2 separate regions of the Mus musculus genome follow, and region 2 is linked to region 1. Evidence: chromatin loops called from intact Hi-C (ENCODE). Cell type or tissue: left cerebral cortex. All regions are shown on one strand. Each heading gives the region's core, and the rest is flanking DNA. Links, peaks and the distances in the headings are about the cores only.

Region 1 (5,366 bases), core at 56-5,055:
CTAGCTGTAAGCAGCTGTGGGCCTCCATCCTTAGTTCTCTCTTGGTGTTGGGGGCTTAAGCCAGGGCCTTGTGTAAACCGAGTTATGTACTCCCTCGTTTCTTTCTTTTTTTTTTTTTTAAGATTTATTTATTTATTATATGTAAGTATACTGTAGCTGTCTTCAGACACTCCAGAAGAGGGAGTCAGATTTTGTTACAGATGGTTGTGAGCCACCATGTGGTTGCTGGGATTTGAACTCTGGACCTTCAGAAGAGCAGTCGGGTGCTCTTACCCACTGAGCCATCTCACCAGCCCCCCTCGTTTCTTTCTATGGTCATTTAAAACCTAACCACATTTTTTACATCTTCAATCCTATCTATTGGTTTTGTTTTGTTTTGTTTTTCAAGGCAGGGTTTCTCTGTGTAGCCCTGGCTGTCCTAGAACTCACTCTGTAGACCAGGCTGGCTTCGAACTCAGAATTCTGCCTGCCTCTGTCTCTCAAGTGCTGGGATGAAAGGCATGTGCCACCACAACCAGCTTTCTATACTATTTTTACTCTTTTTGTCTCAGCAGAATTCTCAAAGACGATCAAGTAGCAACTATTTTTTTTCTTCAGGGTATAGCTTCAAGACTTACTGCTCTCCAAATCCATTTGCCAGTGAGTCTCTCCAGGCAACTTTGTCTCGCATGCTTTGGGCCATCTCCTTTCCTCTTTGGGACAGTTTGCATTTTCACCCCTTTGCTCCCTGGTCTTACCTCTCAGCATAGGAACACATTTCTTTCTTGTCTTAAAAGAAAACCAAGCCAAGGGTGTTGGCTCAGCACTTAGGAGAAAGAGGCAGTACAATCATGAATTTGAAGCCAGCCTGGGCTACATATCAAGTTCAAATGGCAGCCTCAGCTACATGGGAAAACCTGTGCCAAACAACACTTCCATACCTGATCTTTCATGCTCCTTTGTATTCCTCCTCTAGTTGTTAAGCTTCTAGAACGAGTCTTTCACCATCAAGCCACCGGAACCTGATTTAGCTCTCACAGGCTTCTTTTTCTCTTCACTCACCTAGTGATGCCCATGAGGTTTCTATCTAACCGTTCCATTTCATCCTCGATGAAAACAAAACAATATTCTCCCTCAAATACTTTAGAATTGTGAACTCGACTTTTTGGGGGTGGGGGTTAAGATTGAATTTATTTTTAGATTCTGTATATGCTTGTGGGGGTGTGCACATGCATATGGATGCCTGCAGAGGCCAGGAGAAAAAGCAGCAGCTCTCCTGGAGTTACACACCACACCCGTTGGGGTGCTTCTGCCTCCCAGGTGCTGATTGAGGACCTGGCTTAGGGACTCCCCTTTTGTACTGCTTTTCTCCACCACAGGACTTCCTCTAGTTGTTCAAATCCTCATTCTACTAGACAGCTCTCCTCTTTGTGAGCTCTCCCCAGTTTCTACCTCTACCAACCTAGGAAGGCTTTAGCCCTTGTCTCCTGGAAAACTGCTCCGGTTTCTTACAGAGTTTCATGCAAATAAGGGGGCGGGATCAAAGGCCCCATGTGTTTTATAAAGACCTTTCTGACTTTGATAGACTGAAATGGTAGTATCTTAAATATTTCCTTGGGGCAAGGCAAGGGATGCTTAACAGATGTTTCCATAGAAGCCTTAGCTAGAGAGCAGAGGGCATGGGAGCTGAGACACCTTCTCCCACCAAGGCTTGAAGGGGTACTGAGGAAGAAGGCTGAATCCCAGTGTGACTGGCAAAGAAAGGAAGATAGCAAAGAACAAGTTCCTGGTTGAAGAAAGTGTACTTGGAGATCCGAGACCCTAGTTATTATGCAAACGGAGCTGGCCAGTACTGGGTAGAGCCCTTAGGAAAATGCTTGACACAGGTGCTTTAAGGGAGGTGCCCGGAGAAAATAACACAGTTTCAAAGTTTGCTTCCTACCTTAATAGGGTTGGAGGCTTCTCTACTTCTCCTCCCCACTCAGGTTGGAAGACCGCCCTTGAGCAAACGGGAGAGAAAAGTGCCAACACAGCCTCCCCCACGAAGGTGGTAGTTCTTTAGAGCATCCCTATCATGCATAATTATGAGAGGAAATTTTCGAACGGATAACTGAACGCCCAGCCCGTGTCGCTTCCAATAAGGTGATCTGGCTTGTTTCACCTGACCCAGAGCAAGGGGTTCCAGCCTGGAAAACGACGACAATCTGCCAGCGGGAAGTGGGATTGCTGGCCCCCGGGGTCTGCTCAGGACGCCGCACACGGTGCGGAGGCGGGAGCGGGAGGGGGAGGGGAGGGGGAGAGGAAGAGGGGAGGGAGGGGGCCCGTGTTCCCGCCGCCCCGCCCTCTGGCTCCCGCGACTAGGCGATTCGGCGTTGCGGCTGTTGCCGGCGGCCTGGGCCGCGGTCCTGGCAGGAGCCGGTGAGCCTCGCGCGCCGTGCAGTGCGCCGGCTGTCCGGGAGATGGCTTCTCCCCGCTCGCTCGCCGTTCGCGCTATTGTCTCACCCGGGGCTGCCTGACTGCGAGCTCGTGCACGCTCCCGGCAGACAGCACCGGGCCCGGGCCCGGCCCCCACGCCCGTCGCTTGCCCGTGTGTCTCCTGCTGCGGGGATCCCAGTGCCCGCGCGGTGCGAGCGAAGGGAGCAGGCGACACTGAACATCACGCGGGGGCTGGAGCCGCCTGGATCTTCCGAGCGAGCCGGGTCGGCGGAGCCCTAGACACCCAGCCACGACAGTCAGGGTGTCGCGGCAGAACCCGCGGCCAGCGCAGGTAGGAAGAGCACGCGGCGGGGAGGACGACCCCGGGGCTGCGGAGCGCCCTCTTAGTCGGGGCGACGTGGGCAGAGCTCCCGCCCCGAAGCGCCAGCGCCGGGGCCAACAATGGCAGGGCCGAGAGCCCAGCCGGGTCCTCCGAGCACTGCAGGTTGCTCGCCCCCGCCCCACGGCTCGCCCGCGACTCGCGGCCTCGCCGGGCTTGCACCCGCCTCCTCCTCCGGAACACACTTCCCGGGTGCAGCTGCAAGACGAGCTGGGACCAGGGGACCGCTTTGGAGTCGATTTGTTTATTAGTTTGTTTAAGAGCAAAACCTGTCCTGGAGTGGGGGGTGGTGGGAGTGGTGCCTTCCTGTGCAGCGGGAGTGAGAAGTCAGCGTCCAACCTCGGGACGGTACACATTTTCGGCCAGGCGGAGGGTAGGGTTGGCCTTATAAGGATACTGCAAAAGCAGAAGACTGAAAGCTTGCAGGAGAGACTAGGACCTTCAGGCCCGAGTCCCCGGCCCTCCGGGAAAGTGCTCCTCTCCTGGGCAGTACTTGCCCCTCATTTTTCAGTTTTACACAGCTGCAGCTTTGGTGCGATGATAGAAGCTGGAAGCCCCAGCAAAACTGCCAAGCTGGGGTGGGTGGGGTGAAAAGTCCAGGGGCTTGGCAGGCTTCTGGGGTGTGGAAAGAGGTTACCAAATGTATGAGGTTAGTGCATTCACCCTTGTTGTGCAGAGGTTGAAGTGTCTAAACTCTGCCATTGCTCCTTCAGGCTAACCTGGCCCTACATCTCACCTCCCTTTAGGTATCTTTGTGGTTTCCCAGTCCCAGCCCACCAGTCATATTTAGGGTGAAAGTCCTATTGTCTCTGGTTGCCCTGGTGTTTTTATTCAACTTGGTCAGAGAGTTCTGCAGCCTGGACTGATAGACCCTAGCAGGCCTTTGATTCCTTAGCGGCTGGCAAGCTACCTGGGCTACAGAAGTGGGCTGATACAGCCCCTCCTTTCTCTAAACTACCTGCTTGTCTGGGACATGGCCAAGCAGATGTAAGCAATTTGCACTGAATTCCAGCCCCAAACCAGCCCTGAATGAAAACTTACTCGATTTGCTCCCACTAGGCCTTGGAAAGAGATTCAGGAGAGAAATGGCAACCCTGACACACAAATAGCCTCCCTCTTTCCAGCTGCAGCTCCTGGAGCCCAGTCAGCGAGCCTGACGCTCCTTCAGAGCCTGGTAGTCCCATTCGGGGCTGTGTCCGTGGAAAAATTCAGTCGAGGCACATTTTATAGCCCTGCCTGACGGCCTGCAGTGTCTGAGGAGACGGTGGCTTTGAACAAGAGCCCTGGACCCAGACTGGGGCTGCTTCTCCTTTGGCTTTTGGGAAGCCCAAGGTTTGGCTCTTGTAGCTCAGAGCTTACTGCTGAGTGCATGGGTGTGTCTGTCTGAATCTGATCAAGCTCCCAGGCCTGGCCAGAAGGCAAGCCTATCCATTTTCCTTTCCACTGGAGCACTGGGTAAGGGAAGGGCAATTCGTTTATTTTGGGCTCTACACATTTTCATTTTTCTGGGGTGCTTCTTTGGCTTTGCCTGTTGGTCTGGAGCAATTTTTTTTCTTCCCCATGACCTAACTGTGCTCCTACAGAGGTTCTACACCTTGTAGCCCTGTAGGTCTCTTTGTGGTGCCCTGTCCCAGTATTTTAAAGGTGTTGTGTGTGTTGTAGGGAGCATTGGAGAGAAAAATGGAGGAGTCTCTGTTTCTTTGGGGATGGTGTAGCTAATCACAAACTTCAGTCCTCCAGGATGTACTCTTAGTCCACACCATGTGGAGTAGTAGCAAGGTGAACGTGAGGCACGGCTTTGAGTGAGTCCTGGCGAGACTTAGGTTCCAGACCTGTGAACGTGAATTTCATTTAGTTTTCATATCTGTAAAATGGGAGGGAAAGTATTGTGGCTCAGAGGATTGGTTTTTCGTTTTGTTTTGGTTTGTTTTGTTTTGGTTTTTGTTTTTCGAGACAGGGTTTCTCTGTGTAGCCCTGGCTATCCTGGAGCTCACTTTGTAGACCAGGCTGTCCTCAAACTCTGCCTGCCTTTGCCTCCCAAGTGCTGGGATTAAAGGTGTGCGCCACCAACACCCAGCTTCAGAGGATTGTTTTAAATACATTACCCAAATGCAATTATGTGTGCAAAGACGGTCAGAAAACTGCAGAGCACCCCACAAATATTAGCTAGAGCATCCATGTGAAGAGAGGAAGGCCAGTCAGGGGTGTAGCTGGGGTAGGCTGAGGGGAATGTGGAGTAGGGAACATCCCAGATCCTTCCCTTCTTTGAGTGAGGGAAGCATGGTGTGATAATATAAATACTATTCCTTGTGTGTTCCTCTTTAAATAGAGCTGACAGATGGGAACTGGGAGAGAAAGACTATTCAGTAGTTGTAGGGGATTTGGGAGAAAGACTTTCTAAAGGCTGCCTACTGCCTGCAGATAGGGCAATGCTGACCTGGCAAAAAAACATAATAGCTCACACGTCCTGGTGTCAGCCAGTGAGTATATGATAGAGGTGGGATTTGAAGCCGGCAAGCTCCCTGCAGACACTATGCTCATAGCTCAGCATCACTTCCAGAGATAGAGAACA
Region 2 (5,366 bases), core at 263-5,262, 85 kb after region 1:
CTTGCGGTATTTATGTATAAATTTATTCTCTTTAAGCTTCTCTAAAAAAATAAATAAACTCATAAATAGACAATCTTGTGGATCTTACAGTATTAAACATTTAGCCAAGCATATGTAAATTTTGTCACATCCATTTATTAGGTTTTTCTTTTATTTTATAATATGTATTTGTTTTGTTTTGTTTTGTCTGCATGCATGACTGTCCACCATATGTATGCTAGAGGAGGCCAGAAGGCCTTGGATCCCCTGGAACTGGAGTTACAGACAGCTGTGAGTAAATCTGTGGGTGTTGGGAATTGAACCCAGGTTCTCTAAAAGAGCATCCAGTGCTTTTAACTGCTGAGCTGTCTTTCTAGCCCTTCATTTTACTAGTATACAAATTTACTTATGCCTTTAATAAATGGTATAACTATAGGTATATAAAATTGTTTTAAACTAAATTTATGAGTCATTATCAGTAAATGTTTGTCTTGTATACCATTACCTGTGATCACATAAAACTGTCTTGGTGAAAAGAGACTGTGGAGAATTTTTAAGACATTCTGACCTAGGGGTTGAGGAGGTGGGGAAAGAGCTTGGGGTACTAGCATGAGACCTGAGGTCAGAGTCTCAGAACAAGGCAAAAACAAGAGACAAAAAAGGCACTGGAACCATGACTTGAGCGATAATTACCTGCTCAGGATCACAGGAAGAGAACACGATAAAAACATATTACACAAATGGAAGAAATTCTGAACTAACGAAACAAACAATTAAAAAGGAATCGCACAGAGATTCTAATGTGTCATTTAAAAACCAACTTAGGGGAACTTTCTACAGAGAACAGTTCCTCCTCATTGGGAAATTGAAACGTTGGTACAGTTCTTTCATTACTGCCTGGACTGGAGGGTACATTTACAGGAAGGGCTGGTGCAAATTGTTAAACGCCACTAAAAGGCGTGAATCAGCCTTGAAAAGGAGCAACAGATTCTGACCCGTAGGGCCATTGAGGCCTCAAGCAGACCTTGACCTTCAAGTTGAAACTGGGAGTGTAAGTAGGTATACACCACAAGAAAAGGTGAGGTCTTTCCTCTAACGCTCGGAGGAAGGACAAGTCCTGTGCTCCAGAGGAGGAGCCGCAGAAGCGAAGGCTGGAGAGCATTCGGGCAGCGCAGGCTGAACAGAGCCTTTCTTTATTTTGTAGGCAGTGGTAAACAATGGAGGATTGTAAAGAAGAACGAGAGCAGAATATTAGCTAGTGTTTGTGTTCCTACCCTCTCTGCCTGGGGATACAGCCCCTCACCCAGCGGTTAGATGATCCTCTCGGCTTCACCCCAAAAGGAACTGAAGCCCGAAGTAACTTATTTGCATACTCGGACCTCCTGCTACTATGAAAAAAACGACTCATTGCTAATTACGTTTTCCTAAAGCTTTTAGGATTAAGAAACCAGTTACTGCCAGACACAAGTAATAAGATGTTGTGGGGGCGTAAACAGTAAAAACTCTTGGTTTCAGGGAAGAAAGAGCTTGTTCCTTGCTCAACAAGTCATGAGGATCAGCTGACCCTCCCCCAGGGCAGCAAGATTCTCCTCCTTAGTGTAACCACTACGCTCTGTGATAGCCACTTGGTCTTTGCATTGTGGATTAAAATGAGAATAAGAAAGTGAACTAAAGACCAGGCATGGTGGTGCATGCCTTTAATCTCTTTGCTGGAGAGGAAGAGACAGAACTAATAAGTTCAAGGCCAGCCTGGTCTACATCGCCAGTTCCAAACAGTCAGGGCTCTGTAGAGAGACCCGGCCTCAAATAAACAAATAAATAGATAAGTAAGAAAAGAAAAAAATAAAAATAAAAAAGGAAGAAAGAAACCAAACTAGTAAGAGATAAATCAGCCAGTACTTGGTTGGAAGGCCGAGGCAGAAAGATTGTGGTTAGTTTGAGGCCAGCCTGAGCTTCATAGTAAAATCTGTTTCAAACAAACAAAATCCTCCCCTTATTACAGTAATTAAAATTAATCAGCCAATATTTTTCAGAGGACAAAAGTCACCAATGTGTTATCCTTCGCCGGATGCTCTACTCTGTGGCTCTTGTTACTGAGGAAATAAGTGAATTGAACGCGCTGTTTCTGAGTTAGTTAACAGTTATCTTCCCACCTGTGACTTCAGCTTGCTAGTAACACCGCGTTTTTCTTTCTGAGGGGTATTTTGTCAAATGGACCCTGAAAGATGTCCAAATTAGATCACAGGCAATGCTAGAGACTTAGAAATCCTAAAGCAGAGGGGACAGGAATGTGTGAGTGATTCAGTTTCACTATGATTCACTAGGGATGATGTGTGTCTTAGCACCAGGCGAGTTGGTTATACAGCACTGCCTACATCGTTTCACTCCAGTCTTCCTACGCCCTTAATAGGAGAAGACCGATACACGTGTCAGATAAGCGGATAATTTGCCTAGCAATCGGATCCATAAAAAAGGGCTCGGGAGAATTCTCGGGTTCTCTTGAAACCCACTCACCTCCCCAGCCATTCCCTTTGACCTAGAGGGTGGGGCGCGGAGTCTCCTAGGAGACCAGAATGAACTGACTGCGCAAGCGTACATCCTAGGTCCGGCTGATGCAACTCGCCGCGTGCGAGCCCCGCTCTACCCCGAGTAAGGAAGCCGACAGGGACCACAGACGCGGCCAATCAGAGGCCACGCACGAGGGTGAGGCAAGTCCGCCTCTCGGGAGGCAAGGGTGGGGGTTCGGCGAATGACGTGAGGCGCCGCTGGGCGGTAGGGAGTAGACGCCCTCGGTCCTCCGTCTCGCCCTGCAGCTTCCGGGTGTGCGGCTGCGGCCATTTTGAGCTTCGCTTCTTTGCGCCCTCGCCTGCCACCCAGCCACCCTTTCCGCCTTGGCGTTTCGCGCCTCCGTGCGGGCCACCGGAAACGCCGCCGTCGTCTCCGTCGCCGCCGCGCGAGGGAGGGTCTTCTCTATGGTGGAGCGATCTCACACGGCCTAGGACGTCTCCTTCCCTAGCCGGGATGGACCTAACCGCGGTCGCCACCGCTTGCGCGGGCCTCTGGGCCGTCCGGTGCAGCACTCGTTGCGGAAGCCGCCGCTCTCTGGGCCTCCTCTGCCGGCGCGGGAATCGGACTGCAGTACCCACTCCGTGGCTGGGCAAGGCGGAGACTGTGTAGACCTCGGATCCAGCCTGCGCTGACGCCGCTGAGCTCTGTCCTCCTCCTGTCTGAGAAGCCGCCAAGGAAAGGAGATGGAGACAGGAACGCACAGGGCCCGGAAGCGGCCTGGCCCTCGGCTGGGCTCCTGGTTCCGGCTGCCCTTCCTTCGGCGATCGCACGCCTGCTCTTCGGAGTTCCCGCCGCCTTCCTCTCGACAAAATCCCGGGAACTCCGCTCTGCCCGAGCGTCGGACCAGGTACTGGACCAAATTGCTTTCTCAGCTCCTTGCCCTGCTCCCTAGCCTATTCCAGAAGCTGCTGCTTTGGAGCCAGCTTTTCGGGGGCCTGATTCCTACCAGATGGCTAGATTTTGCCGCAAGTTACAGCGCCCTGAGAGCTTTGAGAGGACGGGAGGAATCTGCCGCTCCCACGGTGCAGAAGTCTCTGAGTTCACTGCGGCTGGACTCTTCGGAAGACTTGGTTGTCAGTTCTCTTGATTGGCTAGAGGAGGGACTCCAGTGGCAGTGCTCGTCCTCAGACCTGGAGTTAAAACTCAAGGCCCAGGAAAGAGCTTTAGACTCTGCAGCGCCCACTTTCCTCCTGGAGCAGCAGCTGTGGGGAGTGGAGTTGCTGCCCAGTAGCCTTCAAGCTGGTCTAGTCTCCCACCGAGAACTTGACTCTTCATCCTCTGGGCCTCTGAGCGTTCAGAGCTTAGGTAATTTCAAGGTAGTTTCCTATCTCCTGAACCCTTCCTACCTGGACTACCTTCCCCAGTTAGGGCTGCGCTGTCAGAGCAGCGCTGGAGGTGGCCAGTTTGTGGGTTTCCGAACACTAACCCCAGAGAGCTGCTATCTTTCTGAAGATGGTTGTCACCCTCAGCCGTTGCGGGCAGAGATGTCGGCAACCGCCTGGAGAAGGTGTCCGCCTCTCTCTACAGAAGGCCTGCCGGAAATCCACCACCTTCGTATGAAACGGCTAGAATTCCTCCAGGCTAACAAAGGGCAAGAGTTACCCACCCCTGACCAAGATAATGGCTATCATAGCCTGGAGGAGGAACATAACCTTCTCCGGATGGACCCACAACATTGCACAGATAACCCAGCACAGGCGGTGTCCCCTGCTGCAGACAGGCCGGAGCCCACTGAGAAAAAACCAGAATTGGTGATTCAAGAAGTTTCACAGAGCCCCCAGGGAAGCAGTCTGTTTTGTGAATTACCCGTGGAAAAAGAATGTGAAGAGGACCACACTAATGCAACTGACCTCTCAGATAGAGGAGAGAGCCTTCCTGTTTCTACCAGACCAGTTTGTAGCAACAAACTGATAGATTATATTTTGGGAGGCGCCCCCAGTGACTTGGAAGCCAGCTCTGATTCTGAAAGTGAGGATTGGGGCGAGGAACCTGAGGACGATGGCTTTGATAGCGATGGCTCCCTGTCTGAATCAGACGTGGAACAGGACTCGGAAGGCCTTCACCTTTGGAACTCTTTCCACAGTGTAGATCCTTACAACCCCCAAAACTTTACAGCCACGATTCAGACGGCTGCCAGAATTGCCCCCAGAGACCCATCAGATTCAGGGACATCCTGGTCTGGCAGCTGTGGTGTAGGGAGCTGTCAGGAGGGACCCCTTCCGGAGACCCCCGACCATAGTTCCGGGGAGGAAGATGACTGGGAACCGAGTGCAGATGAAGCAGAGAATCTTAAATTGTGGAACTCTTTCTGTCATTCTGAGGACCCCTACAACCTTTTAAATTTTAAGGCTCCTTTTCAACCGTCAGGGAAGAATTGGAAAGGCCGTCAGGACTCAAAGGCCTCTTCTGAGGCTACAGTGGCCTTCTCTGGCCATCATACCTTACTTTCTTGTAAGGCCCAGCTGTTAGAGAGCCAAGAAGATAATTGTCCAGGCTGTGGGCTGGGTGAGGCTCTTGCTGGAGAAAGATACACCCATATCAAGAGAAAAAAGGTTTGTTCCCTTTTACATGACTAATAACTTGCTCTATTTTGATATGGTTACTATAGCAGCATGACTTTGCCTCTGGAGGCACAGTTGTGCACATTTTTGAGGAAGGCATCTGAGCTGGTGTTCTTGAATTGAGAAATACTCCAGTGTGATCCTTCTTCCCAATATAGAGAAATGTTCTTCTCCAAATGAAAGGTGCCAGTATTAGATGTTAGCAGGGGTGTCATTTTGGTTGGTGGAACCTGAAAGTTAGAAATGGTTTTGCATGTG

The links. Hi-C counts contacts between places; a loop is a spot of excess contacts. Peaks named below come from ENCODE experiments on the same cell type or tissue, not always from the same donor. Only the 100,000 strongest peaks of a DNase experiment are listed, where the experiment ranks them.
Region 2: a loop joins it to region 1, with 3 times the contacts of the local background. A loop is called at or near these places in 17 of 42 quality-filtered maps.

Annotation. Positions count from the first base shown.
Region 1 is chr1:133,043,678-133,049,043 of GRCm38, forward strand. Pik3c2b (phosphatidylinositol-4-phosphate 3-kinase catalytic subunit type 2 beta) reads left to right here and starts at 2,335. Exons shown (of 33, transcript NM_001099276.2): 1 at 2,335-2,746. In left cerebral cortex, for the core only: a CTCF peak has its summit at 2,434; DNase peaks (open chromatin) are centred at 2,039, 2,436, 2,922, 3,178 and 2 more places; H3K4me3 peaks cover 2,567 bases; H3K27ac peaks cover 3,071 bases.
Region 2 is chr1:133,128,517-133,133,882 of GRCm38, forward strand. It overlaps Ppp1r15b (protein phosphatase 1, regulatory subunit 15B), which reads left to right and starts at 2,650. Exons shown (of 2, transcript NM_133819.3): 1 at 2,650-5,099. The coding sequence starts at 3,231. In left cerebral cortex, for the core only: no CTCF peak of the experiment used is centred there; DNase peaks (open chromatin) are centred at 1,168, 1,631, 2,663, 3,675 and 1 more place; H3K4me3 peaks cover 3,345 bases; H3K27ac peaks cover 4,505 bases.